Regions from separate parts of the Homo sapiens genome. Here region 2 is linked to region 1. A link is a loop called in an ENCODE intact Hi-C map of the cell type or tissue named here. Cell type or tissue: OCI-LY7. All regions are shown on one strand. Links, peaks and the distances in the headings refer to the core of each region. The heading gives the core; the rest is flanking DNA.

Region 1 (17,198 bases), core at 5,894-13,893:
CGAGCATTTACACATTTCATGTATGCAATAGAGCCAATATCCACAGTTCCAAGCTCTACTGCTTTATCATTAAAAATAAAGCAAACAGAATGGGCTTGTACCCACCCACACATCTCACATCCAGATCTGTCTCTGCTCACTCATGTGTTAAGCTGGGCCATGTCTAAGGGTAACACTGAAATGTGGTTATCTAGTTAGAACCCCAAATTCTTCCTGAAAAGTCATTAACAGATGGTGACTTTCTTCAGATTGTCTCAGAAAATGTCCTTCTTGCGGGTACAGCTCAGGGGTAGAGTATTTGACTTCAGAAAATGTCCTTCTTATAGAAAGAAGTATGGCTGTGTCATTAATTAGGTTGGTAGTTCCATTTTTGTGTAATGAAGCTCTGCTAGGGAAGGGGCTTTAAGCTCTCAAGAGCACAGGGGAGGCTATGGAAACCTAAACAACCTGATACATGTGGCTCAATCAGTAACTGGGGCAGAAAGGTCTAAGGTAATCTACAGATCTATGGGGTTTAGTGGATGCGCGATAATCCAATGCACCTATGGAGCACAGGACATTTAATCCCTATGGAATATGTAAACCAGAGTGTAGTTGGACTTCCTGGTGAAACCTCTGGAATTTTACTACAGGGAGTTGGGTTAAGCAGTGAAACAACCATTGTTGCTATGCCACCCTTCCTCCATCCAATGGACGGCAAAGATGAGGGCTTGAGAGCTGCCTTCTTCAAAGCTGACTTGTGGATCTTTATGTCATAGAATCCCAGGAAAACTCTGAACATTTACTGAAGCGACCTCTCCTACAATAATTGATTCACCTATATGCAAATGAATGTTCCAGGAGCTCTACCAATACCATAAACATACTTTTTCATTTGTGTTTTTTATTCATTCAACAAACTTTATGCCTTTATTGCCATTTTCTATACCAGGGTTATGTTTATGAATGTGGCACAGTCTTTGCCCTCAAGCTTCTAATGATCTGGTAGAAGAGGAAAATACGTAGATCCTTTTAGGACAAAGGGATAAATGCTTTTGGAGCACAGAGAAAGGCCAACTAACTGTTTTTAAGGAAGTTACAAACTTCCTTAAAAGCTAGTTGGTTTTTCAACAGAGAAAACTTGAGGTGAATATATCTCTAGTTTGTTTTATTTATCCTTTTAGAGACAGAATCTCCCTCCATCATCCAAGCTGGAGTACAGTGGCACCATCACAGCTCACTGTAGACTCTATCCCCCGGGCTCAAGCAATCTTCCTGCCTCAGCCTCCCGAGTAGCTAGGACTGCAGGCATGAACCACCATGCCCAGCTAATACGTCTCTTAAAAGTTTGCAGATATAGAAACAGTGCCAAGGGAATGTTCTCAAACTACCACTGGAAATACTAAGAGAATTGATTGAAGAGTCCCTGAATGTTTCCTGCACGGTCAATAAAACTCTGTAAACTATTTCATCAATAAAATGTTTTTTAGTTGATATTACTAGGCCTCCTGGTTATCCTAGTCCTTATAAAGAAATTGTTTTTATAGGCTCAAGAAGTAAAAAACATGATATAGCCATGTTTTTAGAACTGAAAGGACCTTTTTATTATTAAAATAAAGTCATAATACAGGCTTCTTACATTTTAAGGTAATCAACCCAGACTGACTAGGTAACTTGATGTGAATGAACTGACTATAGTGAAGCCTTTTTTGGTGATCCCTTTATTAACAATTACTGATGTCGTTTTAATTTTAAACCTTACTTAAGAATTTTTCAACACTTAGGCTTAAGCTTATCAAAACCAAAGTATTTCCCTGAATTTTAAAACTAAGAATTAAAGAAGATGGTGCCCAATGGCACCATTTTAGTTTCTTGTATACATGTTTTCTTAGCCTTCAAAACACAATATTTTTTTCCTTAAAATAGAATTTTACATTCACAAAGAGCTTGGCACATATATAGGTGTCAACCTCTATCCCACTTCATCATTTCATCCTTACCTTCTATAAATAAAAAGTAAAATAAATAAAAGTAAAATTTTAAGTATAAATTTCCTTACTAATATAAATCCTAGGTTGATTTTCCTAGAAAACCTGAAAAGAGATACATTTCTTAGATATTTATAGTTTACCATTTATTTAAGATTTTTCTTTAAATTAGCAAATTTCATACATTAAAATATGTTTATTTAAAATAAAACTTCTCATCATTATCATAATGAGCTTGGACCCTTACCTCACACTATATGCAAAAATCAACTTGAAATTTATCATAGACCTAAATGTAAGAGCTAAAACTCTAAAGATCTTAGAAGAAAACCTAGGTATAAGTCATTGAGATCTTGGGTTAGGCAATGGTTTCTTACATAACCAAGAGGACAAGTAACAAAATAAAATATAGATAAATTGAACTTTATAAAAAACAAAAACTTCGTGCTACAAAGGACACTATCAAGAAGGTAAAAAGACAACAAAGAGAATGGGAGAAAATATTTATGAATTCTATCTGAAAGGAATTTATCAAATAAACTGCTGGTGGGAAGGTAAAATGTCATAGCCAATTTGGAAAACAGTTTGCAACTCCTTAAGATGTTAAACACAGCCATCATATGACCCAGCAATTACATTCTTAGGTATATACCTACGAGAAATGAAAACATGTCCACACAAAAGCTTATACCTGAAAGTTCATAGCAGCATTTTTCATAATAGCCAAAAAATAAAAACAATCCAAATGTCTATCAACTGATGAATGGAAAATCAAATATGGTATATACATGCAATTGAGTAATATTTGACAATTAACAGCAATGAAGTACTGTTATATGCTACAACATGGATTAACCTTGAAAACATTATGCTAAGTGAAAGAAGCCAGTCACTACATACCAGGTATTAGGTTGGTGCAAAAGTGATTGCAGTTTTGGCCATTACTTTCACAAGCAAAAACATCAATTACTTTTGCACCAACATAATTTTATATGATTCCATTTATATGAAATTTCTAGAATAGTTAAACACATAGAGACAGAAAGGTAAATGGTTACCAGGGTCTGGGAAGAGGAAGGAGGGAAGAATGCTTATTAATGGGTAGGGGGTTTCTTTTTGGAGTGATGAAAACATTCCAAAATTATATACTGATGCTCATTTTACATCTATGAATATACTAAATATACTAAAAACCACTGAATTGTTTACATTAGAAGGGTTAATTTATTGGTGTGCAAATACAGATATTCACCCTAAAGTACCTGTGCACCCTTTGTGATGTGTATACCATGCTTTCAAAAAAGTTGCTTCAGAACACATGTATGAAGCTGGCCATGGTGGCTGACACCTGTAGGTGGCTGACCACCTACATAGTGGGCCGAGGCAGGAGGATTGCTTGAGCCCAGGAGATTGAGATTTCAGTGAACTATGATCGCACCACTGCACTTAAGCCTGGTTGACACAGCACGACTCCCATCTCTTAAAAAAAGAACCATGTGTAAATCATGGAATTCAGTGTGTTTGAAGAAAACTTCAAAATATTTTTACTCTTGACAGATGCTCAAGTTTTCTTGGCCTAATAATAGGTGGTAAATTGAAGAGAAAAAAGATGGTTAAAATAGCAGAGACTGACTAGATAGATGCGTTGGAGCCAGCAGTCATAACATGCACAGCTTTTGAAGGACACATTTAGCTTGGCATAAAGACTTTTAATTCTTAACTCTCTTAAACTGTACCTCACTATTCTTGCCTCATCCAAGTGCTGGAGCATTTTCAAACTTTTAATCTCCTCATTCTGATGCTCTAAGTCACAAATATTAATGTTTGAACCATGTCTTGTATTTTTGGGAAATGTATAGTTATGACATAAGTCAATCTATTAGGTTGATGTAAAAGTAATTGCAGCTTCTGCCATTGAAAGTAATGACAAAAACCGCAATTACTTTTGCACCAACCTAATAAAATCTGTAGCCTCATTTCCAATAGCTAAGACTATTTTTGCTCTGTTGACATGCCTACTGCATATATGAAAAGTTGGAGGAAATTAACACTTTCAAATCAATAAAGTTTTTCTTATTTTGGCAGGGAATAAGAGAAGGGCATTTAACTTCCCCTTAGCTCCGAAAGCCCTAGGGATGCTAGGGCCAGTTTGCTAGGGTATATTGAAAAGATTAAGATGCTTATATTTATACATCTCAATACATTTCAGGAGCTAATAGTGCCAAATTACAGAGGCCATCACTGTTGTGCAATTGATGATTGCTGCAGTCTTCTGATTATGGTAAAATAGTGAATTCATTCAAATTTAAGAAACTATAATTAAAATAAAGCTCTATCTGGAACCCAAATAATTACCTCTAATATTTTTATTTCTTATCCTCATTCCTTCATTTATTTATTCAGAAAATGTTTGAGTTGCTACACTGTGCATGTTGCTATGCCAGCTGACTCATATTTGTGTTTTCACAAAACACATTTATGAAACATTTTATAAAAGTCATTAGTGTCTTATGCAGGAAAATACCCTATAAATCTAAGTATCCTTATCTAAATATCAGGAACTATTTTCTTATTTGAGTTATTTAACAGATGTCACATGATAATGTAAGGCTATCTAATTTGGGTGAGGAATGGGACGTTACATGATAAAGTATGTTTTGAGGCAAAACAAGTTTGCCCTGTGGGTATACCCTTTTCCTTGAAGCCAGAGTTGATTTCCAGCTCATTTTAAAGTCCATTTAGGTCCTTGAGTAAAGAGAGTAATTTTGTTTATCAACCACATGGTAGAGCCCCAAATCTTTACAGAATCCCAAAGCTCATTTTCAAAGAAATTTTAAATTTGCCTGTGATATTAGGTCCTAGACTATGTAAAAATGGAAGCTTTTAAGTTACACATATTATTTAAATTTTGTGCTCTCTCTGGCTATTTTAAACATGTATTTATGGTTTTATTTTTTAAAGAAATAACATGCATGCATTAAAGAGCACAGAATGCATTAATTTTAAGTACACAACTTGATGATCTCTACATTTTACACATCCTGTAATCACACCCAAGTACATAGAGATAGAGCACACACTCCCAGCTCCCTGTATATTCTAGTCATTAAAAAAATTGTTGGACGAGTAAAAATTGTATATATATATGGTGTACAACATGATGTCTTGATACATGTATTCACTGTGGAATGGCTAAATCAAGCTATTTAACATAAGCATTACCTCATATCAGTTTGGGGGATCATTTTTATATCTAACTTTTAAAAATTCTAATTCTTAAATTCCTCAGTCTATTCATTTTTAAAATCATTCTGACTATATCCATTCATTCACTCACTCATTCATGCAATACATATTTAATGAAGGCAAAACATGTGTCAGGCACATGTAAATAATGCATATAATGCTTACAGGTAGAAGAGCAATAAACACACAACTGTAATGAACAAGAACATTTCAGAGAAGAAGTCAATGATGAAAATAAAATGGGGTAAGGTAAAATAATGAGTGGATTGGGGTAGGAACATTAGATAAAAGAAAAAGGGGCTACACCAAAGTCTGGAGAAGAGAAGAAAGTTCCAGGAGGTGCTGATACCTTGGGGTGGGAACGGATTGGCTTGCTCCAGGAACACAGAGTCCAGAGAGGCTGGAACATAGCAAGAGAGCGGCACAGTGATCTGTGATGAGGTGGTTGGGGCAAAGGGCAAATTCTAATCCAAGTCACAAGGGCTCTTAGAGGGATGGAGTTTAGATTTCTATTTGAAACACAAAAGAAGTCCATTAGGTTTAATGCAGGGGAGTGAAATGATTTAATTTATATTTTTGGAAGATCACTTTGTCTGCCAATGTGCAAAACTGGAGGCAGGAAGCCAATTAAGATGCTATTTCAACTGAGTCTATTTCATGGAGGTTGGACTAATGTGAGGTCTATGGAGATGGAGAGAAGTGGATGCGTTGGATGTAATTTGGATATGGAGGCAACAGGCCTGGCTGAGGAATGGGATGTGGGACTGTGGTAAATGGTGCTAAGGGAAAGAAAGAAATTCAGGAGAATTCCCTGGTTTTGGCATTATAAATGGGGGGTACTGTGTTGTTATTTATCAAGCCCGATATTAGGGAAAGCTATGGATTTAGAATTGGGAACCATCTCCTGCCTAAACTGTTAGAGCAACTCCCTTATTGGTGTCTACTTTTAGGCATGCTCCCCAACAATTCATTCTAGAATTGTAGCAATTACCAAAACTGATCCAAAAGAAAGGGAAATTTTTAACAACAGATCAAAAATTAAGAAAGACCTTGAAATACTTTTCCAAGTGTTGTTTTAAAGAAATGTTTAGGGCTCATAAAGGTTTGAGAGAAATTCTGTCAATCTATCACAACAAGGATAAATTCTACATTTAGTAATAAAATAAACAGATGCAGAACTTTTTAATTTTATGAAGCCATCAAGTCCCTCATTCAAAGCCTGACAGAATTGATGTAAGCACAGACAACATAGGCCATCTCACTTACAAATATAATTGTAAATATCCTAAAAAAGACACTAGCATATTGAGTTGGGTAGATAGGGCACTAATAATAATTGTAATCATACTAGTGGTAGCATTAGGGCACTAATAATAATTGTAATCATACTAGTGGTTGTCATATAATATTGATGAAGTTTATTCCGTGTCAGGCACCTTGTGGATTTTTTTTTATCAGTTTTTTGAGGGAGATGCTGTTACTGGCTTTCTTCTTTTAGAGGAGGAAATGAAGGCACAGAGAGGTTAAATAACTTGCTCTGTTTATGCTCCTGGTTGGATAATCTTATTTTGCAAATCCATGGAGAAAGTACTGTGTTATTTAATAAATGATAAAAACATGTTTTAACTGTTTGGAAAAATTGACTTAGGTCTTTTTACTATCTCACAGATCACATTGATGTTCAAATAAAGCGTTAAATGTAAACAACAAAACCATGATGATGAAACTATAGGAAAATTTGTACATAATATTGGAATAGGAAGGCAACACTATGAAAGAGAACACTGAACATAAAATGTTTACAATAGCAAAGTCATGGAATCAAGCCAAGTGCCCATCAATGGATAACTGAATAAAGAAAATGTACTATATGTGCACTGTGGAATACTACACAGCCATGAAAAGAATGAAATCATGTCTTGTGCAGTAAAATGGATGAAATGGATGAAGCTGGAGGCCATTATCCTAAAAGAAATAACTCAGAAACAGAAAATCATATACCACATGTTCTCACTTACAAGCGAGAGCTAAACCATGGGTACACATGGACAGAAAGATGACAATAATAGACACTGGGGACTCCTCATGTGGGGAGGATGAGAGGAGAGTGAACGTTGAAAAATTACCTATTGGATATGATATTCACTTTTTGGGTGGTGGGTACACTAGAAGCCTAAACCTCAGCATTATGAAACTTGTCCATGTAACAAATCTGCACATATACCCTGAATCTATTTTTTAAAAAAGAATGAGAGCTTTTTTCTTTAAAAAAAAAAAAAAAAAAGAAAACACCAAACATAAAATACATGTTAAAATCAAAATTAACAAAAATACAATAAACTGGAAGAACAATTTGACAAAGAGGTTGATGTTTCTAGTATAAAAAGAGATACCACAAATAAATATATTTGACAAGTAATCAGCAAAAGCACAAAATATAGGGGTAAGGTTGTTATATTTTAAAGAAAAATGAAGTATTAAGTGTGTTCAATTAAGGGGAATTCAAAATTAATCAAGTGAACTACGTCTATAAGTGGAAATACTATATGGCCTTCAAATGATATTGATATTGTAGAAGAATATTTCTCGTTAAGAAAAAAAATCTGATATGGTAAGGGAAAATAGGTTTTAAAATGGAATATGCTGTTTGTTATTAACTGTACTCTATATATGTGTGATATGTGTTCACACATACATATATACTCTCACAAGATACAACAGATTTTACTTCTCAGTTCTGAGAGTAAGGGAAATTGTTTTTTTAATGTATTTTACGATATTTTCCAGTATTCTATATAGTAATGTATTATGTCTATAATAGATGTGTGTGTGTGGGATTACAGGGTTATACAGTAAAATAAAATGTTACTTCAAGCCTTAATTGATTTATGTTTTTTACATTTAGTGAAACTTCATAGGATTAGGGTTTTTTAAAAAATAAATTTACTTAAAAAAATCCCCAGTGATATTTATAACAAATATATTCAGTAGCTAACAAACCCTCTACCCAGAAAGGACAACACCCAAGACCTTTGTGTTGCACAATTCCAGGAGGCATCCTCAGATCATATTATAAAATAAAATATTCTATATTACATTTCAAAAGAAATAAAATTCTATTCATACAATGCAATGTGAATAGACCTCTTGAATTGCCCAACATGAGGGTGGAGGTACTATAAGATATTGCCTGAAATTTAATTTTAAAAGCCTGGTTTTTACTCTTCCTGCCTCTTTTATAGTCTTCACCCTAGCAATGACAGACAACCAAATAATGCTTTCCCTTGTTTTGCTTGTAGTTGAAAACTGTTGTTTGGCTGATCAAGAAATTCTAATGAGAAACTTTCCATGAAAAGCACTCAAATCACAGCTTTACAGATACTCTGTTTTATATGTTTACTTGGGAAACCTTAGTAATTGTATAATTAGAATGCATCATATCATATGTGTAAAAAAAGAATTAGGATGTACTCAAAATAAGAATGATTAAGAATTGGAAATTGTTTAATTTGCAGATTTCTTTAGACTGGCATATCTAAAACACTTGAGTTTCATTTATATTACATATTTTTAAAAACAAGGTGAAATTTACATAACATAAAATATCAAAGTAACCTTTTTTTTTTTTTTTTTTTTTTTTTTGAGACAGGGCCTCACTCTGTTACTCAGGCTGGAGTGCAGTGGTATGATCTTGGCTCACTGCAACCTCCACTTCCCGGGTTCAGGGGATTCTCATGCCTCAGCCACCCAAGTAGCTAGGATTACAGGCACATGCCACCATACCTAGCTAATTTTTGTGTTTTCAATAGAGACAGAGTTTCGCCATGTTGGCCAGGTTGATCTCAAACTCCTGGCCTCATGTGATACACCTACCTCAGCCTTCCAAAGTGCTGGGATCACAGGCGTGAGCCACCACACCCGGCCAATAGTACTCATTGTTAAAGTGAAGAATCCAGTGGCATTTAGTACATTCACAAGGTTGTGCAACCACCACCTCTATCTAGTTCCAAAATATTATTAACACCCCAAAATAAAATTCTGTACCCATTAAGCAGTTGAAATCACCCACTTTGACCTGTCCAACACAAAGGATCATAAAATTGAAAGCTGTTAATGTTAAGTGGTAGAATTATTGGTTAGTGTCAAGTTGAAACACACATTTACAAAAGTGGTTCTCAAACTTAGGTGTGCATCAGAATTACCTGGAGGATTTGTTAAAACACACATTGCTAGGTCCAACCCCAGAGGTGCTGATTCGGTGAGGCAAGGCCTGAGACTCTGCATTTCTAACAAGTTCCCAAGGGATGCTGATGTTGCTGGTCTAGGGACTGAGAGAAACACTGATCTGTGAATTTAGACACAGTTGAATGGACAAGCATGGCCCCTGTGTTGAAGGCTCCCTCCTCTTTGTAGAGAGAGCAGTGGCCCATTTGGAGCCAGCTGGTGATGCTAAAACCCACACGCTGGGATTACCAGAAAGGTCGTTTGAATTTTATCTAGGAGTCCCACTTTAGGCAAAGTGCAAATGTTAACCCGATTTTGGATGGGAGCCACTTTGACAACCTTAAACATTGAACTTAGCCATAGATTTAGAGGGATGTATATAAAAGAGGGTTACTTGATTCCCGAGATGTATTTTTAGTTATAGGTGCCATTCAGAGAGAGTTAAAGTCAATGAGAAAAAAGAAAAGAAAATCTTGTATTTCTCTTCTGGCACATTTCTTTAAATAACAAGTATGCTAATTTTGAGAGAAAGTAGAATTTATTTTTGCTAGAGCATTTGTCCTGTTTGTCATACACCGTAGACCTTTCATTTTCTGTGTTTCGGTGTCCTTCATATAATGCAAATCATCCTGCTGTACAAACCATGTGATACTTTAACAATGAGTTATATATATCTGGGGCTTTACAAAAGTAAGCAATGCTAAGGACAAAAAAACTAGACAGACAAAATGCTGGGCTTCTACCAGAGGAGCTTCAACTGAACCACACCTCTGAACACCAGCTCTCCTTCAAACATCCATTTAGGAAAATTTTATTGCTTGGTAAGAACAGGAACTTTCTCAACTAACATATTCACTTTTAACTATGCTTTCAGTTTCTCTTTCATAAGCCACAGAAATTAAAATCCCTTTAAATAGAAAGGCCTATGTATTTGACATCACTGTAATTAAAGCAGTTAAACTTGCAGCACACAGGTTTTCTAAATCATCAAGAACAATAGCTCAAGAAGAGAACAATTAAGCAAAATTTTGAACACTTTTAAGCACTCACTCTGCTTGCCCTTTAAATGACAGAGGCTTTTCTGTTAATATTCTTTGACCTGAATGCATTCCTCAATTAGGATTCTGAAGAATTTGATTGGGTTTCAGCTAGAATCTGTAACCTCTGGTTAATCATCGTGTATTACACAGCTTGTGGATAAAATATATTTGGACAGGGATAGATAAGTCTATTCATGTTAATTCACCATTGACATTCAGGGCTTAATTCAATTTTCAGAAGTGATGATATCCCTGGCATTTCAGCAAGCCTATTTTAATTAATATCTCTACACCTCTTTAAATACCATTTTGTATTTTATACACCTGCTTTAAATTAAGGCAGTTTAAGGTCTGTTATAAAAGCCTCTATTCTAGGAATACCAAGAGTCAACCTTGCTTTTGATTAAAAAAAAAACTTGGTGTTGGTGTCATATACTCTTCTTTATTTAGAATATCCATCATTATGGGTATTGGAAAATTATACTTTGTCTCATAGGTTCAGCTTTTCAAACTAGTCTCATGAGAGAACTTTAATTCTTATCTGAGGCTAGAGAAGATGCTGCCCAATGGAAAATACATTAAGTGACATTGGAGGACCATCAGATATCCTAAAATGTGGAAGCCATCAAGACCTAAGAGATAAAAGGGTGATGATGGTGAAGGTGTTGGTGCTGCAAGGGAGGGAAAGAGGAAGGGATTGATAGAGCTGTAGAAGAAAACAGCCGCAACACTTCCAGAACAAGCCTGGTCTCAAAACAAGGGGAGATCATACCAGTTAACACTAGCAGGTTTAGACAAATTTTCCATTGCAAACTTGGCTCTCTATCAATGTCTGGTAGCTTTCTAGCAAACATTAATCCATCTGCTTTACTCAAGTGCAAAGAAAACTTGCTCAGAGGTGTTCTAGTTTAGGAATGAATAACCTGGGTGAGTCCTGGCTTTGCACATCACAGCCATGCTAGTGGGGGCAGTCACTCAACTCTTCCACTTCCTCATCTACACAAGGGCTCAGTCAGTGATCAGTACAAATTAGCACATAGAAAGTGCTCAAGAAATGTTAGCTTTTAACATTTCTGTTATTACCATTATTATTTTTAAACCCATAATATACATTTTCACAATGGGTATCACAAGTCAGGGAAATAAATTAAAAACCAACTCACACGTTCTCACTTATAAGTGGGAGCTAAATAATGAGAACACATAGACACATAGAGGGAAACAACACACACTGGGACCTATCAGAGGGTGCAGGGTGGGAGGAGAAAGAGGATCAAGAAAAATAACTAATGGGTACTAGGCTTAATACCTCGGAGATGAAATCATCTGTATTAACAAACCCCCATGACACAAGTTTACCTATGTAACAAACCTGCGCATATACCCCTGAACTTAAAATAAATGTTAAAAACACCCTCAATTTTCTCTCTACTTCTTTGGCATGTTTAGGTTATTTTTAGCCTCTTAACAGTCTTCTTTTGCTCCTTATATTTTGTATAGACAGGGGGAGGAGCCAAGATGGCCGAATAGGAACAGCTCCGGTCTACAGCTCCCAGCGTGAGCGACGCAGAAGACGGGTGATTTCTGCATTTCCATCTGAGGTACCGGGTTCATCTCACTAGGGAGTGCCAGACAGTGGGCGCAGGTCAGTGGGTGCGCGCACCGTGCGCGAGCTGAAGCAGGGCGAGGCATTGCCTCACTTGGGAAGCGCAAGGGGTCAGGGAGTTCCCTTTCTGAGTCAAAGAAAGGGGTGACAGACGGCACCTGGAAAATCGGGTCACTCCCACCCGAATACTGCGCTTTTCCAACGGGCTTAAAAAACGGCGCACCAGGAGATTACATCCCTTACCTGGCTCGGAGGGTCCTACGCCCACGGAGTCTCGCTGGTTGCTAGCACAGCAGTCTGAGATCAAACTGCAAGGCGGCAGCGAGGCTGGGGGAGGGGCGCCCGCCATTGCCCAGGCTTGCTTAGGTAAACAAAGCAGCCGGGAAGCGCGAACTGGGTGGAGCCCACCACAGCTCAAGGAGGCCTGCCTGCCTCTGTAGGCTCCACCTCTGGGGGCAGGGCACAGACAAACAAAAAGACAGCAGTAACCTCTGCAGACTTAAATGTCCCTGTCTGAGAGCTTTGAAGAGAGCAGTGGTTCTCCCAGCACGCAGCTGGAGATCTGAGAACGGGCAGACTGCCTCCTCAAGTGGGTCCCTGACCCCTGACCCCCGAGCAGCCTAACTGGGAGGCACCCCCCAGCAGGGGCACACTGACACCTCACACGGCAGGGTATTCCAACTGACCTGTAGCTGAGGGTCCTGTCTGTTAGAAGGAAAACTAACAAACAGAAAGGACATCCACACCAAAAACCCATCTGTACATCACCATCATCAAAGACCAAAAGTAGATAAAACCACAAAGATGGGGAAAAAACAGAACAGAAAAACGGGAAACTCTAAAACGCAGAGCGCCTCTCCTCCTCCAAAGGAACGCAGTTCCTCACCAGCAACGGAACAAAGCTGGATGGAGAATGACTTTGACGAGCTGAGAGAAGAAGGCTTCAGACGATCAAATTACTCTGAGCTACGGGAGGACATTCAAACCAAAGGCAAAGAAGTTGAAAACTTTGAAAAAAATTTAGAAGAATGTATAACTAGAATAACCAATACAGAGAAGTGCTTAAAGGAGCTGATGGAGCTGAAAACCAAGGCTCGAGAACTACATGAAGAATGCAGAAGCCTCAGGAGCCGATGCGATCAACTGGAAGAAAGGGTATCAGTGATGGAAGATGAAATGAATGAAATGAAGCGAGAAGGGAAGTTTAGAGAAAAAAGAATAAAAAGAAATGAGCAAAGCCTCCAAGAAATATGGGACTATGTGAAAAGACCAAATCTCCGTCTGATTGGTGTACCTGAAAGTGATGGGGAGAATGGAACCAAGTTGGAAAACACTCTGCAGGATATTATCCAGGAGAACTTCCCCAATCTAGCAAGGCAGGCCAACGTTCAGATTCAGGAAATACAGAGAACGCCACAAAGATACTCCTCGAGAAGAGCAACTCCAAGACACACAATTGTCAGATTCACCAAAGTTGAAATGAAGGAAAAAATGTTAAGGGCAGCCAGAGAGAAAGGTCGGGTTACCCTCAAAGGGAAGCCTATCAGACTATCAGCGGATCTCTCAGCAGAAACCCTACAAGCCAGAAGAGAGTGGGGGCCAATATTCAACATTCTTAAAGAAAAGAATTTTCAACCCAGAATTTCATATCCAGCCAAACTAAGCTTCATAAGTGAAGGAGAAATAAAATACTTTACAGACAAGCAAATGCTGAGAGATTTTGTCACCACCAGGCCTGCCCTAAAAGAGCTCCTGAAGGAAGCGCTAAACATGGAAAGGAACAACCGGTACCAGCTGCTGCAAAATCATGCCAAAATGTAAAGACCATCGAGACTAGGAAGAAACTGCATCAACTAACGAGCAAAATAACGAGCTAACATCATAATGACAGGATCAAATTCACACATAACAATATTAACTTTAAATGTAAATGGACTAAATGCTCCAATTAAAAGACACAGACTGGCAAATTGGATAAAGAGTCAAGACCCATCAGTGTGCTGTATTCAGGAAACCCATCTCACGTGCAGAGACACACATAGGCTCAAAATAAAAGGATGGAGGAAGATCTACCAAGCCATGGAAAACAAAAAAAGGCAGGGGTTGCAATCCTAGCCTCTGATAAAACAGACTTTAAACCAACAAAGATCAAAAGAGACAAAGAAGGCCATTACATAATGGTAAAGGGATCAATTAAACAAGAAGAGCTAACTATCCTAAATATATATGCACCCAATACAGGAGCACCCAGATTCATAAAGCAAGTCCTGAGTGACCTACAAAGAGACTTAGACTCCCACACATTAATAATGGGAGACTTTAACACCCCACTGTCAACATTAGACAGATCAACGAGACAGAAAGTCAACAAGGATACCCAGGAATTGAACTCAGCTCTGCACCAAGCGGACCTAATAGACATCTACAGAAGTCTCCACGCCAAATCAACAGAATATACATTTTTTTCAGCACCACACCACACCTATTCCAAAATTGACCACATACTTGGAAGTAAAGCTCTCCTCAGCAAATGTAAAAGAACAGAGATTATAACAAACTATCTCTCAGACCACAGTGCAATCAAACTAGAACTCAGAATTAAGAATCTCACTCAAAACCGCTCAACTACATGGAAACTGAACAACCTGCTCCTGAATGACTACTGGATACATGACGAAATGAAGGCAGAAATAAAGATGTTCTTTGAAACCAACGAGAACAAAGACACAACATACCAGAATCTCTGGGATGCATTCAAAGCAGTGTGTAGAGGGAAATTTATAGCACTAAATGCCCACAAGAGAAAGCAGGAAAGATCCAAAATTGACACCCTAACATCACAATTAAAAGAACTAGAAAAGCAAGAGCAAACACATTCAAAAGCTAGCAGAAGGCAAGAAATAACTAAAATCAGAGCAGAACTGAAGGAAATAGAGACACAAAAAACCCTTCAAAAAATTAATGAATCCAGGAGCTGGTTTTTTGAAAGGATCAACAAAATTGATAGACCGCTAGCAAGACTAATAAAGAAAAAGAGAAGAATCAAATAGACACAATAAAAAATGATAAAGGGGATATCACCACCGATCCCACAGAAATACAAACTACCATCAGAGAATACTACAAACACCTCTATGCAAATAAACTAGAAAATCTAGAAGAAATGGATAAATTCCTCGACACATACACTCTCCCAAGACTAAACCAGGAAGAAGTTGAATCTCTGAATAGACCAATAACAGGAGCTGAAATTGTGGCAATAATCAATAGTTTACCAACCAAAAAGAGTCCAGGACCAGATGGATTCACAGCCGAATTCTACCAGAGGTACAAGGAGGAACTGGTACCATTCCTTCTGAAACTATTCCAATCAATAGAAAAAGAGGGAATCCTCCCTAACTCATTTTATGAGGCTAGCATCATTCTAATACCAAAGCCGGGCAGAGACACAACCAAAAAAGAGAATTTTAGACCAATATCCTTGATGAACATTGATGCAAAAATCCTCAATAAAATACTGGCAAAATGAATCCAGCAGCACATCAAAAAGCTTATCCACCATGATCAAGTGGGCTTCATCCCTGGGATGCAAGGCTGGTTCAATATACGCAAATCAATAAATGTAATCCAGCATATAAACAGAGCCAAAGACAAAAACCACATGATTATCTCAATAGATGCAGAAAAGGCCTTTGACAAAATTCAACAACCCTTCATGCTAAAAACTCTCAATAAATTAGGTATTGATGGGACGTATTTCAAAATAATAAGAGCTATCTATGACAAACCCACAGCCAATATCATACTAAATGGGCAAAAACTGGAAGCATTCCCTTTGAAAACTGGCACAAGACAGGGATGCCCTCTCTCACCACTCCTATTCAACATAGTGTTGGAAGTTCTGGCCAGGGCAATTAGGCAGGAGAAGGAAATAAAGGGTATTCAATTAGGAAAAGAGGAAGTCAAATTGTCCCTGTTCGCAGACGACATGACTGTATATCTAGAAAACCCCATTGTCTCAGCCCAAAATCTCCTTAAGCTGATAAGCAACTTCAGCAAAGTCTCAGGATACAAAATCAACGTGCAAAAATCACAAGCATTCTTATACACCAACAACAGACAAACAGAGAGCCAAATCATGAGTGAACTCCCATTCACAATTGCTTCAAAGAGAATAAAATACCTAGGAATCCAACTTACAAGGGATGTGAAGGACCTCTTCAAGGAGAACTACAAACCACTGCTCAAGGAAATAAAAGAGGATACAAACAAATGGAAGAACATTCCATGCTCATGGGTAGGAAGAATCAATATCATGAAAATGGCCATACTGCCCAAGGTAATTTACAGATTCAATGCCATCCCCATAAAGCTACCAATGACTTTCTTCACAGAATTGGAAAAAACTACTTTAAAGTTCATATGGAACCAAAAAAAGAGCCCGCATCGCCAAGGCAATCCTAAGCCAAAAGAACGAAGCTGGAGGCATCACACTACCTGACTTCAAACTATACTACAAGGCTACAGTAACCAAAACAGCATGGTACTGGTACCAAAACAGAGATATAGATCAATGGAACAGAACAGAGCCCTCAGAAATAACGCCGCATATCTACAACTATCTGATCTTTGACAAACCTGAGAAAAACAAGCAATGGGGAAAGGATTCCCTATTTAATAAATGGTGCTGGGAAAACTGGCTAGCCATATGTAGAAAGCTGAAACTGGATCCCTTTCTTACACCTTATACAAAAATCAATTCAAGATGGATTAAAGACTTAAACGTTAGACCTAAAACCATAAAACCCTAGAAGAAAACCTAGGCATTACCATTCGGGATATAGGCATGGGCAAGGACTTCATGTCCAAAACACCAAAAGCAATGGCAACAAAAGACAAAATTGACAAATGGGATCTAATTAAACTAAAGAGCTTCTGCACAGCAAAAGAAACTACCATCAGTGTGAACAGGCAACCTACAAAATGGGAGAAAATTTTCGCAACCTACTCATCTGACACAGGGCTAATATCCAGAATCTACAATGAACTCAAACAAATTTACAAGAAAAAAACAAACAACCCCATCAAAAAGTGGGCGAAGGACATGAACAGACA
Region 2 (17,198 bases), core at 4,799-12,798, 200 kb after region 1:
CAAATTTACAGTATGTCCCATGCATCTGATTTAAAATATCAGAGAATTTGCTAAGGGATGTCTAATATTTATGTCGCCATAATCTGATTTTTTTTTTTAAAAAAAACTTCCAATTCAGAACAGTTTTACAGTACCTATTTCATTTTTCCTTTTTCTTTCTTTCTTTCCTTTTCTTTCTTTTTTCCTTTTTTTAAGAAGGGGTCTTGCCCAGGCTGCTGGAGTGGTGCAGTGGCTATTCACAGGTGTGATCCTCATGTACTGCAGCCTTGAACTCCTGGCCCCCGGTAATCTTCCCACCTCAGCTTCATGATTAGCTGGGACTATAGGTTCACACCACCATGCCCTACTACAGCAACTATTTTAGATGTCTATAAATAGATTTACAGAAAAGTTGCAAAGAGAATAGACAGAATACTCCTATCTATACCTTCTACAACAGGGGAAACTGTTTCTGCTGTTGTTAATATCTTACATTAGTATGATATATTTGTCACAGTCAATCAACCAATATTGATATTTTTAAAAAACTAATGTCCATATTCTATTCATATTTCCTTAGTTTTGACCTAGTGTCCTTTCCTTGTTCCAGGATCCCATTTAGGATACCACATTGCATTTACTCATCATGCCTTCTTACGTTCCCCTATACCACGAGTTTTCTCAGACTTTCCTTGTTTTTGAAAACCTTGACTGTTTTAAGGAATCCTGCTCAGGTATTTTGCAAAATATCCCTTAATCTGGATTTGTCTGATGATTTTCTCATGATTAGACTGGAATTTTCGGTTCTGGGGAAGAAGACCAGCAGATAATGTCATTATTACATCACACCAAGGTTACAAACCAGCAACATGACTTAATACTGAAAATGTTGACCTGATCACCGGCTGAGGGAGTGTGATTTGGTTTGGCTGTGTCCCCACCCAAATCTCAACCTGATTTGTATCTCTCAGAATTCCCACATATTGTGGAAGGGACCCAAGGGAAGATCACTGAATCATGGGGGCCTGTCTTTCCCATGCTATTCTCGTGATAGCGAATAAGTCTTAAGAGATCTGACGAGTTTATCAGGGGTTTCCGCTTTTGCTTCTTCCTCATTTTTCTCTTGCCGCCACCATGTAAGAAGTTCCTTTTGCCTCCTGCATAATTCTGAGGCCTCCCCAGCCATGTAGAACTGTAAGTCCAATTAAACCTCTTTTTGTTCCAAGTTTTGGGTGTGTCTTTATCAGCAATGTGAAAATGGACTAATACAGAGTGTTTGTCAGGTTTCTCCACTGAGAAAGTTACTCTTTTTCCCTTTTTCCATATTGTACTCTTTGGAAGATACTCGTTATCTGTGATTTAAAGGCTGGGGAGTTTTTTTCCAGCCTATCAAGGGTGCATTAACCACATAAGTTACTTGGGACTATTCTGTATGAAAGATTTCTTATTTGCTCACATTAAAAAAAATTTTATTTTCAAATTTATCCATTTGTTAAATTAAGCTATGCATGTCTCATTTTAGTATCACATGATTCATTCTAGCTTTCCTCCCTTGGTTATGTGTAACAGTTAAAATATCAGGAGGCAATGGGCTGTGTAGCCTCAGAAGTTACACTGAAAGTTAAAACAATCTTCTTTGGATTGTCAGGGGCTTATAAATAGAATCCTGATTCTTTACTTACTTAGCAGTCTCATTTTTCCTACTCTGAAACACCACATCTCAAATATTCATTATAAGTTCCCACTGTCCAATACCACATTCTAACAATTCATTAAAATACCCCCAATAAACGGATTTTAAAAAGCCAGAAAGAGCCCAGGTAAGTTGATCCCTCACATAAAATCACTATAATTCTTGTTTTTTCTGGGAATTTACTGTAATACTGGTAAAACTGAATAATAGAATTTGAACAGCCTTACTCTTTGCATTATATTCATTTTCTAGTGCTTCTTCAATGAATTTTCTTTATGAAAAGGGCTCTCTGCTCGACAGGCTCTTATGTAGATGGAATGACCTTTTGCTGCCTTGGAATACTGGAAGGCAAATTTCAACTCATCTGACTCACAAAACTAAATAAGTTCTGGCCTCCATTAGCAAGGAGATAGAAGATAGTGAACCTCACTTTCCTTTTGTTGCTTTTCAATTCACAATAATTTCATCTTGAAATTATTATGTGTTGAAAACACTTAACACAAGACAATTTTTGCCTGAATGCATATGCCATATTTTAATGACTGAAGCTGTAATTTAAAACATTACCTGCATGTTCTTCCATTTTTCCTTAAGGTTATTCTTGTACACTGACACTAGTAAGTTGAATAAATTTGTTTTCATTACATCCAGTAAAGTTTACTAAAGAAAGAGAGAAACAGCTTTTATCACTATGGTCATTACTGATTTTAAAATGTAGCTTTAAGCAATTTCGTTTCTTCAATTACTCTATCCACATATTTTCCTTCTTCCATCAAAGCCATAGAACACATAAAAGTCAATAAAGTAAATCTGTAACTCATGCTATAAAATGCAGGAATGACTTGACTTGGGCCTTCAAATCCTCCATCACACATACAGGCAATGATGGGCTGGTAAATGTTAACAAGCAGCTATCAAAAAAAAAAAGGAAGAAAAAAAGCCCTAATTAGTAGTGTTTGTCAATTTATCTTGTGTAAATACTCTCATGGCCAATTTCAATCTATCAACATGGTGTCACTGAGCACAGATTTGGGCAGAGATGTCAGTAGCATCATTATATAGCATTCCTACCATTTGGATATAATGATTATAAATAACTTTGAGAACATGGATAATAATAAAAAGTAGGAAGTGACAGTATTAACATGATCATCTTTTTTCAATATAATGTATTTAGATTGAAGTTTATGTAGTTTAATAGCTGTGTTTAACAACTGGCTCTGTAAATTGGTACAAGCCAAATTCAATATGCTGAAGTCTAACAGGGAAGGTTTTTGGCTACTTGATTGTCCAGGTTTCAGCTGGCTTTGATTTCACTGGAAACAACCAGCTTCTCAGAAGGAAAGTGGGGTAGATTGATTGCAAAAGTGGCCACAATTCTTCACCTTCCCTGTATCCACATCCTTTTGCAACATGACTGTAGCTCCTTCTATTTCCCTACTGCTAAATCGGGGGAAAACTGGCTTGACCTTGAGACTTGCTTTGGGCGAAAGCATGTGGCGTAATTGATGGAGTGCCTGTTCCAAGTCTAGGCCTCAAGAGGCCTTGTGTGTTTCCACTCTGTCTCTTACTGTTCTGCTTTCACTGTGAGGATATCCCCAGGGTGGAGAAACCAGAAGAGTGCTGATTTTAAGGGAGAGCTGAACAAAACACGCGGAGATGAGTAGGGACAACTCTAGACTAGTCTAGAGCCAGATGACCTCGAAACATGTGAGAGACCCCAGCCCAAATCAGCAGAGCCACTTCATCAACCCACAGCTGACCACAGACACATACATGAACCCAGAACCACTCAGCTGACCTGCAAACTCATTAGCAATAACAAATGTTTATTGTTTTATGTCACTGGGTTTTGGGAAGGTTTGTTAGAGCTTGAGAATAAGACTAATTTCTGTCTTCTATATGGAGAACTGAAAGAGTCATCATTTGAATACCTACTGAAAGCAAAGAGGACTCCTGAAAATATCAGAGGAAATAGGACTAACATGTAGGAATTAAGGGTTGAGAGAAAAATATTGCTCATTTTGCTAATCTGGATACATACAACTTCAATAATTGTGGTGTGTTAATGTTACTTGAATTCAAAACTCTGGTCATAATCAGCTATAATTATGCCATGGTGTTAAAGCCATACTTCCAAAATATTCTGTTTTATGGATTCAATACTGATTATATCTTGCAAAGAAGACTTGCTTTTAAAAAATACTACTAGTAAATACTAGTATTTCTGGGGAAGAATTACTAAAAGAATCTGTACATTTTCAAAACTTTGAATATTTAAATTATAGAATGTTACCCTCACCACCATATCATTTTGAGACAATGAAATCATTCAATCCCATACTTCAGTTGCAAATTGATATTTCCTTTGAAATATTAGTTTTCCAAGGAGCTTGACATCCTGCTTCTCAGGGGAGAAAAAAGGAAGAAGGGGAATGCAAAATAAGCTTAGGACTTGTACCTTTTATCCTCTCTACTAGGTGTTTTCTAATCTCATTTTCAGTTCGGTGCCAGGAGATGTGCTTTACATAGAGAAATGCAAATCATTAGACATTCAAGGCAAAGTTGGAATTAGTGTAAAAATTTTCAGAATGGAAGGAACCTAGGAATTTTGTGATCCCAAATGTTTTTTCTACACAATAGGAAACTGAGGAAAAATGGCTTTGTGCTACAGATGTGCAGCTATTTAGCCAAAACCCTGAAACAAAAACATAGGTCAGTTAACTCTTAGAACAGAGCATTTATTCCATGAAATCACAAAACCCATTGCTTTCAATGAAAGTTGATTGTCAATATTCCTTCAATAAAATTTGTCTGCAAAGAAAAATTCATCTTAATTGCTATAAAATCAGTCACAATTTTACTTAATAAAAATAGATAAAAGCCACAATTTCTGTCTATACATAAATACTTATGAGCCAAAAAGCAAGCCTGATTTAACTCAAAGTATCAGATAAATTCTGCATCATAAAGGACATTATAGACAAATCATGACTCTCAATTAATGAGAAAGAAATGGTCCTAGTTTCCAATATAATGGATACTCAAGTACAAATGAGTTACTAGTAAACCATTCCCATATGGTTAGTCTCCTGAAGATACTGAATGTTCATGGGTGCACCTATTCTAGATGCTGAAAAAAATTAAGCTTTAAAAATGAGTATAGATTTTCCCCTGAGGAATGCAATGGCCATTTCTGCAATCCACAATCTGTCTTGCAGTGGCACTATCAGAGCTCACTGAAGCCTCAACTTCCTGGGCTCAAGTGATCCTCCTGCTTCAGGCTTCCAAGTAGCTGGGACTACAGGTACGTGTCACTACACCCTGCTCACATGCTATCTTGTTTCTGAACATCAACATATCACTTAAATGCTTCCTTCTCTGTGAAGCCTTGCCCATCTTCCTGCATTCCCTCCATTCCAACCTACGGCACCACTGGGCAAATTAAAATCTAATATTTCCAAACACTTCTTACGATTCCCAATTACATCATTTACTACATTTGACCTTGTATTACAGCCTTTGGACACTCCCTGTTGTTTTTTGTTTGGTTGGTTTTTGAGACACAGTCTTGCTTCATTGACCCAGACAGGAGTGCTGTGGTGCGATCATAGCTCATGGAAGCCTTGAACTCCTGGGCTCAAGTAATCCTCCCATCCTCAGCCCCTCAAAGCCTTAGGATTACAGTCATGAGCCACTGTGCCTGGCTTTGTGGGGCTGAGGAGGGAGGGTTTCAAAGGTAAGAATCATGAGCATAAGAACTATGTTTTATTTCTTTTTTTATATCATTTGGGACTTCACACAGTGATTTTCCTATAAGAGATGTCAACTATTTTTATTTAATTAAATAGTTCTAACTCACAAAGAGTTTAGAATCTAATAAAATGATATCATATACAACACTGATTAATTTTTGCCCAACTGCAAAGGGATGAGAATTTTACCAAGTCATCAAAATACATAAACTTAAATTCAAAGACAAAAATAGATATAAAATTTAGAAATAAGGAGGTGACACTGTAATTGTTACAGAGAGTATGAGTTAAAATGAAAAAAATCAAATGAAAACTTTTTTTAAATTTTTTTTTTATTTTTTTGAGATGGAGTCTTGCTCTGTTGCCCAGGCTGGAGTGCAGTGGCACGATCTCGGCTGACTGCAAGCTCCGCCTCCCAGGTTCACTCCATTCTCCTGCCTCAGCCTCCCGAGTAGCTAGGACTACAGGCGCCCACCACCACGCCTGGCTAATTTTTTTTTTTTTTTTTGTATTTTTAGTAGGGACGGGATTTCACCATGTTAGCCAGGCTGGTCTCCATCTCCCGACCTTGTGATCCGCCTGCCTCGGCCTCCCAAAGTGCTGGGATTACAGACATGAGCCACCACGCCCGGCCTGGAAACTATTTTTTAAAAGATTCGGTGAAGTACATGGATACATAATATTATGTCAAAAATTAGTTTCCTTTTATTTAATAAAAGGTGGTTAGAAATGTAAATAAAAGCTCCACTTAAAACATCAAAGTGATGTAACACTCAGCGGAAGCTTAACTTTAACTGTAAGATCTATATGATAAAGACCTTAAAACATTACTAAGGAATACAAAAGACAACCTGAATATAAATGAAGACATATTTTCTGCTTGCATAAAAGTAGTATGCTAAAGACATAAAGTGTTATAACATTAATCTCATCACTTAAAGAAATACCAATAAAAAATACACATGGTTTTTAGGAGAACAATATAAATTGATTCTGAAATTCAAATGAAAATTAATATAAATGTAAATAAAACTTGATAAAGCAGGACTATACCAAGTAATATATATTGTAAAGCCACAATAATTAAAACATTTTATTACTAGTCTAAAAATATATAGAAAAGTCAATGATCTCAGGGGAAAATGGAAAGATACAGAAGCTTTCAGTGTATAACCAAGATAGCATTCCAAATCAATGAGAAAAAAATAGGTTATGCAATAAGTAATGTTAGATGACCTGGCAGCCATCTAGAGTAACATAAAATAGATATTATGGTAAACATTATGAGCTCACTAATCACTGGTTCTCCTTTCACCCCTGGGCATACTGGAATCTGTATGTCCCAGCCTCCTTGAATTGGGCTGGGCCATGTGACTTGGACATGGTCAATAAGCAGAAGGGATGCATGTCACTTCTAGGCTGAGGCATTGAGGAATCCTCTTTGATTCTCTAGCTGTTTTCTCCTGCCACAGCAAATGCAAGGCCTCTTGCTGAGATGGTTGAGCTCAAGACAGAAACATCCCTAGATCACTGAGGATAGCTATCTTGGAATGTTTTTGCAGACCTTCAGCAGATGGTTTGAGCAAGAGATGTATTTTTGATGTGTTATTCCACTGACATTTGGGAGTTGTTTGTTATCATGGACTACTTTAATCCTGACTAATAAAGATTCCTTTGTCACTGTCATAAAATAAGGTCCAGATAGCTCAAAGATACAACCATAAAAATTAAAATCATAAAAACACTGGAAGAAATCACAAAATAATCTTTATTATTTTAGAATAGTTATTCCAAGCGGTGCTCTGTTTGGAAGTACAGTTTTTAAAAAGGGACTAATAAATTTGACTACAAAACATAATTCTGGAAGGCAATAATTCTACAAGGTCAAATTAAAATTAAAAGCTGGAGATCATATTTCCAGTATATGATAGCTCTTAATATATCAAAATATCTTACGAAACAGTGAGAAGAACTATATATTGGAAAATGGGCAAAGGATATGGTTAGAAATACAAACAACACAATATGAAAAGTTTCCTCTCCACTCACAGTAGAAGAAATTCAAATTTAAGTAATAAAGAGCTCCCAATTTTTCATCTATAACATTTCAAAGATCAAAAAAATTCAATCAAACATGGTGTTGGCAAGAGTATGAAGAAACAGGTAATCTTGATTGTTGTTGGTGGAAGTGTAATTGATTAATTTATATAATCTCTTCGCTGAGCCATTTGGCAATGCATTTCATAATTAAAAATGCACATATATTTGGACTTAGCAATTTCACCAACAGGAAATTCGAATATACCTGTATTGTGCCCAAAGATGATATTTTATATATACATATATATACACATCAAAGCATTGTTTGAGGCAGCAAAAAACCGGAAACAATAAAATGCCTATTAACAAATGACTAAGTACATAAATTATGGCACATCTATAAAATGAAATAATACTCTACAACCTCTAGAAAAAGAATGAGGACTTGTATTTGTGCTGACACGGCATAATTTCTGCAACAAATTGCTAAGTTTAAATAGCATTTGATAGCATGTCATCATTTACAGGTTTTCTGGGAAACGAAAACAAGAAACTGCAGTACTATGAATCCTTGCCTCAGGGGAAGGGAACAGAAGAAATGGAGAAGGGGAAATACTTTTTAATAAGATAACCTTTAATAGTTGTAATTTACTTTTTAGTAGATGTAAAAATCATTTATTTCAAAAAATAAAAACAATTTAAAAACATTACATCAGACCAATTCCACTGCTACCCACATGGACTAATAACATTTTAATTTTCATTTCCCAAAGGTCATAAATGGCAAGAGTGATTATGTGCCTGGTAATCAGTGGTAAGAAAATTCTGGCACAAAGAATAGAATACACAGGCTCAGACAGTTGCCACCTGTGACAAGTCACTTAAAGGAAAACTTATTCAACTTAAAATATCTTTCTAAGAGGAAGTGAAACTGACAGTTCTCACCCTCCTCAGATAAAAATCCAATCAGGAAATATGACATTGTCACCCACATAGTGCAGCTAAGGTACTTCCCTATGCCACCACAAGCAGTTGACAATGTCAGAAAACTTCTGACATTATGCAAGATTTCCATTCCATAAAAATGATAGACTTAAAAAGCACAGGGCAGATGCAGCATTAATCTGTTCCCACAGGCTTTATGGCTATTTAAAGGGCCTGTCAACATGAATAATGCACAGGAGTTATTTTTACATAAAATGAGCTCAGAAATTATAGAACAAACAACTTATATGATGGCATGGATTTCTAAAAATGAAAGTTTATAAGGCAGAATAACCAAAAGGTTTTTTTTCTTATTTTTATTTTCGGGACTTTGTGGGTAAATCTACAAGATATTGCTAATTGTTTAACTAGTAATGATTTTGTCATTTTCTAGGAATTTGAAAAAATAAAGTAAAAAAAATAAAGTTTTGAAAACTAGAAAATGGCATTCTCTACCTACATAAAATATATGAAACAAACAAAAATTGTCTTAGGGAAAAATAGTTTTTTCTTGGGAGGTGGTTGTTGGAAAGCAGAGAATAGTATTGAGAGTAATATTTGATATAATGGGTTGGTAAAAAATGCCAATTTCTAATTGTTTTGTTATTCTAGAATAAGAATCCACTTTTCCCTTATAGAACTTGAATTTAAAGTATTTCAGTAAGCATTAATAGACACACTGAACAATGAAATAGTAAAAAATATTCCAGAAATAGATCCAGGTACACATGGAAGGAAACATTATATATGAAAAAGGTAAGTATTTTAACTCACCTAGACAAAAGTTGGACTTTTTGATAAGTAGTACAAAAGATAGACTTTTAAATAAGTGGTGTTGGCACAACTGGATTGCAAATAAAAAGAGATATACAATTGGACTTTTAAATAAATGTTATTGGAACACCTAGATACCAGGATAGGGCAAAAGATGGTCTGAAAAAAATAGTGTTGGGACAAAAGAACGGTAAGTTAGAAAAATAAAATTGGGTTCATACCTCATGACAAACAAACAAAAAAAACCTCCAAGATGCTCCAAGATCTAAATGGAAAATCACGAAGTCATACTAGAAAAAAAAAAAGAAGCTATAGGTGAATTTTCTTTATAAACTAGGCATGAATAAAGACTTACTAACTGTGACTCAAATGCCAAAAGCAATAAGATAAAATATTGATAAATTGACTAGATAAAAATAAAAACAAAAACTTACAAGGCAGAAACAACATCAACAACAGCAACAAAAAAACACCAAAAGCAAAATCAAAAGGGAAAAAATAAACCGGGAGAACATTTTTGCACCTCTAGGGTACGATAGAGAGCTAATTCTCCTGATATATAAAGAGCTCAAAAAAACCAAGGGGAGAAAAAAAGGACGAAATACCAGATGAAAAAAAAAAAGTGCAAATTATGCAAATGAGCATTGTGCTATTAAGTGAATGTTTGTCTCCCTTCAAAATTCATATATGGACGCTTAAACCCCAACGTGATAGGGCGTTGGAGGTAGGGACTTTGGGAAGTGATTAGGCCATGAGGGTGGAGCCCTCAAAATGGGATTAGTGTCTTTGGAAAAAGAGACTAGAGAGTCAACTCTCCCTCTCTCTGCTTTCCCCTATGTGAGGACTCAATGAGAATGCAGCCAACTGCAAACCAAGAAGTGGGCCCTCAGCAGACATGAGATTTGCTGGCACCTTGCCCTTGGACTACCCAGCCTCCAGAACTGTGGGTAATGTTTTTATTTCAGCCACCAGTCTATGGTAATTTGTTACAGAAGCCCAAAGTGACTAAGACATATTTATAATTTGTTATAGAAGTCCAAAGTGACTAAGACATATTTATGTATATTAAGACATATATTATGACATATTAAAACATATGACATATATTTATTAAGACATATATGTGTGTATAAATACATATTTATATATGTTTTAGAAATATATGTATGTATATACATGCATGGTCCTTAAACATGTGAAAGGAGGCTTAGTTTCATGCATAGGTAAGAAAAAGGTAAGTTAAAATGTATTGATCACATTTCCTGTCAAAGTGGCAAAAATAACAAGCTTAACAATACACTTTGTGGTGAGACTGTGTGAATAAAGATTCTGTAATACACTGCAAGGGGGGTAGAAAATGGTAAAATCTAAACAAAGAAAAAGTCTATGAAGATGTTAGCAAAACAAACAAATCTAGGAATTTATCCTGAAACTGAACTTTTGCATATGTAAAGGAAGGCATTTAAAAAAAAAATTGTAGCCTTATGCATAATAAAAAATAATGGAAACAACCTAAATGCTCATTCACAGAAGACTGAAAAAACTACAGAACCTCCATATAGTGGAGCAATATGCAGCTGTACAAAAGAATGAAAAAGATTCCCATGACCCATATGAAGAGGTATTGACGTTATATTAAGTAAAACAGGCAACCTATAAAAGCACATAGATAGAATGTTACATTTTGTGTAAGAAAGACTGAGGCAATTTACATATATTTTGAAAAAACTGGTGTCTCAATTCACTGGGGAAAGATGGACTTTTTATTAAATGAGATGAGAGGACTGGGTAGCTAGGTATGGGTTTGTGTGTGTGTTTCCTTATTTTTGTAAACAGAAACATGGTAAGGAAAACCAGAAGGTGGGTAGGAATAGGGTGGAAGGATATGGATGAGAGTGACTTCCCTGAGCATTCTTCTTTATATAATTTTGAATGCTGAGGCAAAGGAATATTTTATACTTTCCAAATGTAAAATTGATAAAAGCAATAGAGCATTTTAATCTCTAAAACTGAACGTAACTATAAATATATAAATCTAAGTGTATAGCAAATTAATAATATAACTCTATAGAAAATAATTTTAATAATCTTGGAGTATATATTCTTAGTGAAGCATACAATAAGGAATAAAGATAATTGCAAAGAAACGTTGGATTTTCTCTAGTGGACTTGTATTAGTAGCAACAGTATTTTTATTCTAGAATTATTTTGTGTAGACTATGACAAAGAAGTGAATACATTAATGCAGTAAGGAATCAAAATTGCCACTATACAAAAACAGATATACATGAAAGAAGAGGAAATGAGGAAGAAACCTGTGATAATGGATTGAATTAGATCTATTTGGATCTGTAATCTCACTGCTAGGATTACAATTTGAGGCATTACCAAAGAATAAAAACGCCAAATGAAGAAGAGATATCTGCTTCAGATTTACCTATAATAGCAAAAATAAAACAGAAATTGTCTACTCAAAAGTAAATAGTAAGTAGTTAATATGATTTCCAATCAATGCATTATTATTCAGCTATACAACTGATAAATATTAAAAATATTTAGAATCATGGCCATGCTTACAGTGTCATGTTAGATGAGAAAACTTTAATATGTTACGTATGCAAATATATAGATGAACACAGTTTGATCTTTGGGAAAATAAACAGACGATTGTGTATATCTGGAATTACTAAACCACGAAGGCAACTTATTTAGTTGAATTTTTTTCAAAGCAACTTTTTGTGTTAACAGTAGCATCAGATGTTGACAAAATTAAAGACTCACTTGCTGTTACTCTTCCCACCTTGTTTTTCAACTGGACTGAGCAACTTCCCATTTTTTTGAAATTGAACCTTTATTAAGGCAATAATTCAGGACTGGCCTCTAAAATAATTGGTTTTTCTCTTCTCAATCATACAACCGAATAATTTATTTAAGGCCAAGGACACATAATTCTAGTGTTGCAGTGTAGTGCTAGGATTAATAGTGCATGAAATTTTTGCCACATGCAACTAATACCAACTAATGCCATTAAAGCAATATGTTTTGGTTGGATTAAAAGAAATATTTTGAATCCCCTTGGATCCACCACAGATTGAATTTCTGTCCTTGAGTGAACGTTGCCACACCTTATTAATTGAGGTAAAGATGCCATCAACACAGTCAGATGATACTTCTGAACTTTCAGCTCCCCACTTCTGTAGTTATATGGTTTTAGATATATGATTTATTATCTAACATCTTGTTGCCAGAGAAACAAGCTCAACTTACAAAAGTAAGGCATGATTCAGCTCAATATATTACTTTTCTGTTACAACTTTGTAGTTTCTCTGTTTACAATCTAAACAGGGCATGAATATTAGTAAATTACAAGCCGAATATTTGAGGGACATGATTAAAAGAAGCTTGATGAGTTTCCAGACACTTGGAAGAGTTGTAAGCATTTACCAGGAATAATTTAGAATAACATGGTACAGTTAAGTATCAGGGGAAAATATATTTACAGAGAAGAGTATCCATCTATTATGACTTTCTATATTTTATAGTCTAGAATAACAATTTGTTTTTTTTTTAAAATGGGAAAAACAGATTTCTAGTCACACCTTCACAGTATTTCAAATGCTCTACAGTATCCTTCAAATAAATTATTTGACTTAAGAATTCTCAACTCAAACCATGAAATTTTGAGCAGCTAAGCATAAAATTAAATACTGAGTCTAGTTCGCTATTACTTACACAATTTATTCTTTAACATACTTTCTCAAAGTTTTATAAACCACCAACTCATGTGAAATATCCCACTCAATCATCTATTTTTATTTTAGATATTCTAAGAGCTATTCCTTTTCAATATTATGTATAGATAATTTATTTGAAAGCATTATTGACTTTAAAATTGTGTAAACTTAAAATTTAATTTTCCTTATTCAGCCATTCCACATTCTTTGGTATATGTGTAGGACAGAACTAATATAAGAGATCTTAAATTAATTTTATTTAGATTTTCATCTGGTATCCATAAGTAATAATATGTAGACAATGCCTTCTAAAGAATCTTTAATCTTCAAACAAAATTGCAAGCAAATTGATTAATAGAGAAGCATGTTTCAGAGACCCATAAAATAAAATAAATGTCTCATTAACTACTGCTTTCGACAGTAGAGATTTATCTATGGCAAAAATAATAAAGTCAATAGGTGTTCAATTTCCCATATTGTTTGTATGTACCTCAACCAAGGAAACTTCTTTTTAAACTCTTACTAAATTTATTTATACTAAGGTACTATAAGAATCAAGGAAAATGTAATTCATGCACAGATACAAAATGACTAATTTCAACTAAAGAGAGTCAAATTTAATTTTTAATTAACATTCATAGAAAGAAAAATTGTGTTTGCTAAACAATTTTAACCAGGTATTACAAATCTTGAAATAGTCTAGGAAGAAACGATTTAATTTAAAAGTTTAACATGACCTTACTATTTTTGAAATATGAGTGATGCTCAAAGCTTTTGAAAAATATTGTTAAAGATACCATTAAAAGTGAAAACTTTGCCAGATAGAAGCCTATATACTATAGATGGCAAATGCAAATACCTAAAGAAAAACATTGAGAATATGGATGATGCAACCAAGAGTTTAACTTGTCAAATAATGGCACAGCTTCAAGCCTATTAAACATATGCACTAATGGCCTATAGTTTTAAGGATAACAGTAACTACAACTTACAGATCCCCTATTATGAAATATATGTTATGGCCTTTAGTCCTCACAATAACCCTGAGAAATAGTACTATTAACTTCATTTTATGGATGAAGAAAGCAAGACATGAAGTTAAGCAACTTGATTGTGACCACATGAGTAATACTGGTGGAGCCTCTTAACCACTGCTGTTCCCCAGTGTGAGGATACAGAAGCAAAGCCTCACTTTCAGGGCATAAAAGTCAACTCCCATGAACCAGAGAATCATCAGACTTCTTTCTTTCTGCACACACACACCAGGAACCGAAAAGAAACTATGACTATTAAAAGTTATTGCTCCCTAAGTAAGTTCTACCACTTTTAATCTAACCTCAATTCAAGGTTTACCTTGACTTAAAATCCTTCCACAAAGGCCAAGTAGTACCAATTTTATATAAGTCATAAGATGTGAAACCATAGAAAAATAGGCTCTAGAAATAGTTAAGAGTGGACAGAGAATCTCACTCTAGTGGTACACTAGGCATTAGGCTTGTCTAAATGCCAGCATAGATTCCAGGTGCTATGGGAATAAATGAAATTCTTGTGTTTTGAGTAATATGTGGGCAATGCTGATGGTTTTCTGTCATAAGGTCTCAAATTAAAAAAATTAATTAGGTGGGAAGAATGCAAATAGTAAACTTTAAAATTCAAAACATCATAATATAATACAAGACAAAATTCAACATTATATTAATATTATCAAGATATATGAAAAAGGCCTTTCTGGTTTAGATCACCTAAGAACCTGTTCTCTAAACATCTTTAATAGGATCTGCACTACTGTGAAGACAAGCATCACTCATAAACTGGTGTTCTAGTTTATTAAGTGTGGTTAACTTCATAATAAATGGCTTTTAGAACATTTATATTAATCCTATGAGATGCTTGTGACCAAGAGACCCATAGTTAAAGAAAAAAGAAAGAAGTGACACTAACCCATGTCCAACACATCAAAAGCTGTGAGAAATCCTGCAATAAAGGAACCCTTAGCATTTCCCAAACTTATTTGACCAGTCACCCAGGCCGGAGTGCAGTGGTGCAATCACAGTTCACTGCAGCCTTGAACTCTGGACTCAAGAAATCCTCCCGCCTCAGCCTATACTGAGTAGCTGGGAGTATAGGCAGGCATGCACCACTGCATCCACCTATATTTTTTTTAAGAGATAGGGCTTTGGGTCTCAAACTCCTGGCCTCAAGCAATCCTCCTGCTTCGGCCTTCCAAAGTGCTGGTATTACAGATGTGAGCCACCACACCTAGATGACATTTTTATAGCATCTATTAGTATTCCAAGGAACTCACTTGGAGAAACAGTGAGTTTTGGTTTTGATAAAGTATTCTATATACCTGAGGAAAAAAAAATACAATAACTGTTCACAGAGCTATGCCCATTCATGGCAGGCAGTGATGAGCAAATTCTTCTCTCAAGCCCTCTGTTCTTACCTGAAATCAGTAATTCTTGGGTATAAATATAAAAATCAAGCAGCATTTGAGTACAGAAGTACCAGGTGGCATAGAGAAAATGTATTAGGTGTGTGAGGAGAATTTTCTGATCTTTTAATCTCAGTGGTCTTGTCTCACCTTTAAACACCAACAAACATACTGTCTAATTAGTTAGGTTATTCCATCTTCTTGAAATCTCTATGGACATTAATTTCAGGAGTTCCGGAAAACTTTATTTCATCATTAACAAATATCTGTTAAGTGGCAAATATGTTACTATCTTAATTGCCACTTTTCACATAAGATAAATGCCATAGATAGGAATTCTTTCATCTACGAAAATACCTACTATGGGTCATGTATCACATCCAAAGGCAGTGATATAGGATTTCACTTTTTTATGGTACATTGAAGGAATTTAAGAATTTTCAGCCATTTCCCATTCAAAGAAGACAAAACACAAATTTCTCAGAATAAACTGGTATACATTCCTAAGTTCCTTCCACTCTACCCAACTTACTCACAAATTGATATTACTATATCACACATTATGGCTGGCAAATCCATTTGAGAGATGTATATCATTTAGTTCTCCCAATAGCTCCATGATGGATACAAATATTACCTTTAGTCCCCAGGGATCATCCTGCTTGTCTCTTTCATTTTTTATGAGGAAGGTGAGATTCCTAAAAGATGGTATGACTCTACCCAGGTTATTCCATCAGCTGCAGTACCCAAATTAAAAACTAGTATCTTAGTCTATGTGTGCTACTATAACAAACAGACCGGCCAATTTATAAGCAAAGATCTGTCAGGTGGGAAATATTTACAGAAATTTATTTTCCACAGATGTGAAGGCTGGGAGGCTCAAAATCAAGGCGTAGACAGGTTCCGTGTCTGGTGAGGGATGCTCTCTGTTTCAAGGTGGCATTTCGAATGCTGTGTCCTCAGATGGGCCAAGGAGGAAGGGCAAAAAAGACTGAACCTTGAGTGAAATCTCTTTTATAAGGACCTTAATCACATTCATGAGGGAGGAGTTCTCATTGCCTAATCACCTTCAAAAGGCCACAACTTTAAATACTATTGCATCGGCGATTAAGTTTCAACATGAATATTGGAGGGGACGCAAACTTTCAAACTATAGGAACTCGCTGCTCATAAACTGGACAGTGCCCAGTTTATTATGAGTCCTAAAGCTGAAAAGGAATTGTAATGATATACTCCATATTTTCAGAGAATATTCCCATTTCAAAATGTTTCTTTCGTTAAATTACATCCCAGTATTTTCCCCTGCTGGAACATGTATCAAATTACATGCCACATTAGTTTATGACCTAATCTCCAAAATTGAGGAAGTTCAAGTAATATATATATATGTGTGTGTATATATATATATATATATATATATATATATATATATATACACACACATATATATATATATACTTCATTATTTACCAGTCTCACAGAACATTAAGAAGAATACACTGAAAAGTGAACTTAAGGCCCATAGGGAAGTAAGTAGTATCAAACATTATGATTTATGTCTTGTTACCAGTTAAAATCCAACTAGCAAGACAAATCAATACAGCAAGTATTATCATTCACAGGGAAACCAATAAACCTTCCTGGGTTCTCTCAGCTAATAAGTGCACTGGAGTTTGAATCTGGGTCTCTCTGACCCCTAACCTTGTTATTCCATTTCAAAACAGTGCTTTGGATTTTGCTTCAATGACTTCATAGTGCAGAAAAAGATACCCGCATGTTCTTAACTGAAAGTAAATTGCTCTAAA

Evidence for each region. Peaks named below come from ENCODE experiments on the same cell type or tissue, not always from the same donor. Only the 100,000 strongest peaks of a DNase experiment are listed, where the experiment ranks them.
Region 2: it touches region 1 in a loop (2.4-fold over the local background); 2 of 110 quality-filtered maps call a loop at or near these places.

What each region holds. Positions count from the first base shown.
Region 1 is chr20:8,595,910-8,613,107 of GRCh38, reverse strand. All of the region lies in intron 3 of PLCB1 (phospholipase C beta 1), which reads right to left. Among named protein-coding and RNA genes, the nearest start is that of RNU105B, 230 kb to the left of the region's middle. In OCI-LY7, for the core only: no CTCF peak of the experiment used is centred there; DNase peaks (open chromatin) are centred at 9,607, 10,067 and 11,437; H3K4me3 peaks cover 2,211 bases; H3K27ac peaks cover 2,833 bases.
Region 2 is chr20:8,391,416-8,408,613 of GRCh38, reverse strand. The region is part of intron 3 of PLCB1 (phospholipase C beta 1); the gene reads right to left. LOC124900459 (a long non-coding RNA gene) reads right to left here and starts at 8,346. Exons shown (of 2, transcript XR_007067518.1): 1 at 2,240-8,346. In OCI-LY7, for the core only: CTCF peaks have their summits at 9,537 and 9,736; a DNase peak (open chromatin) is centred at 8,403; H3K4me3 peaks cover 2,648 bases; H3K27ac peaks cover 5,743 bases.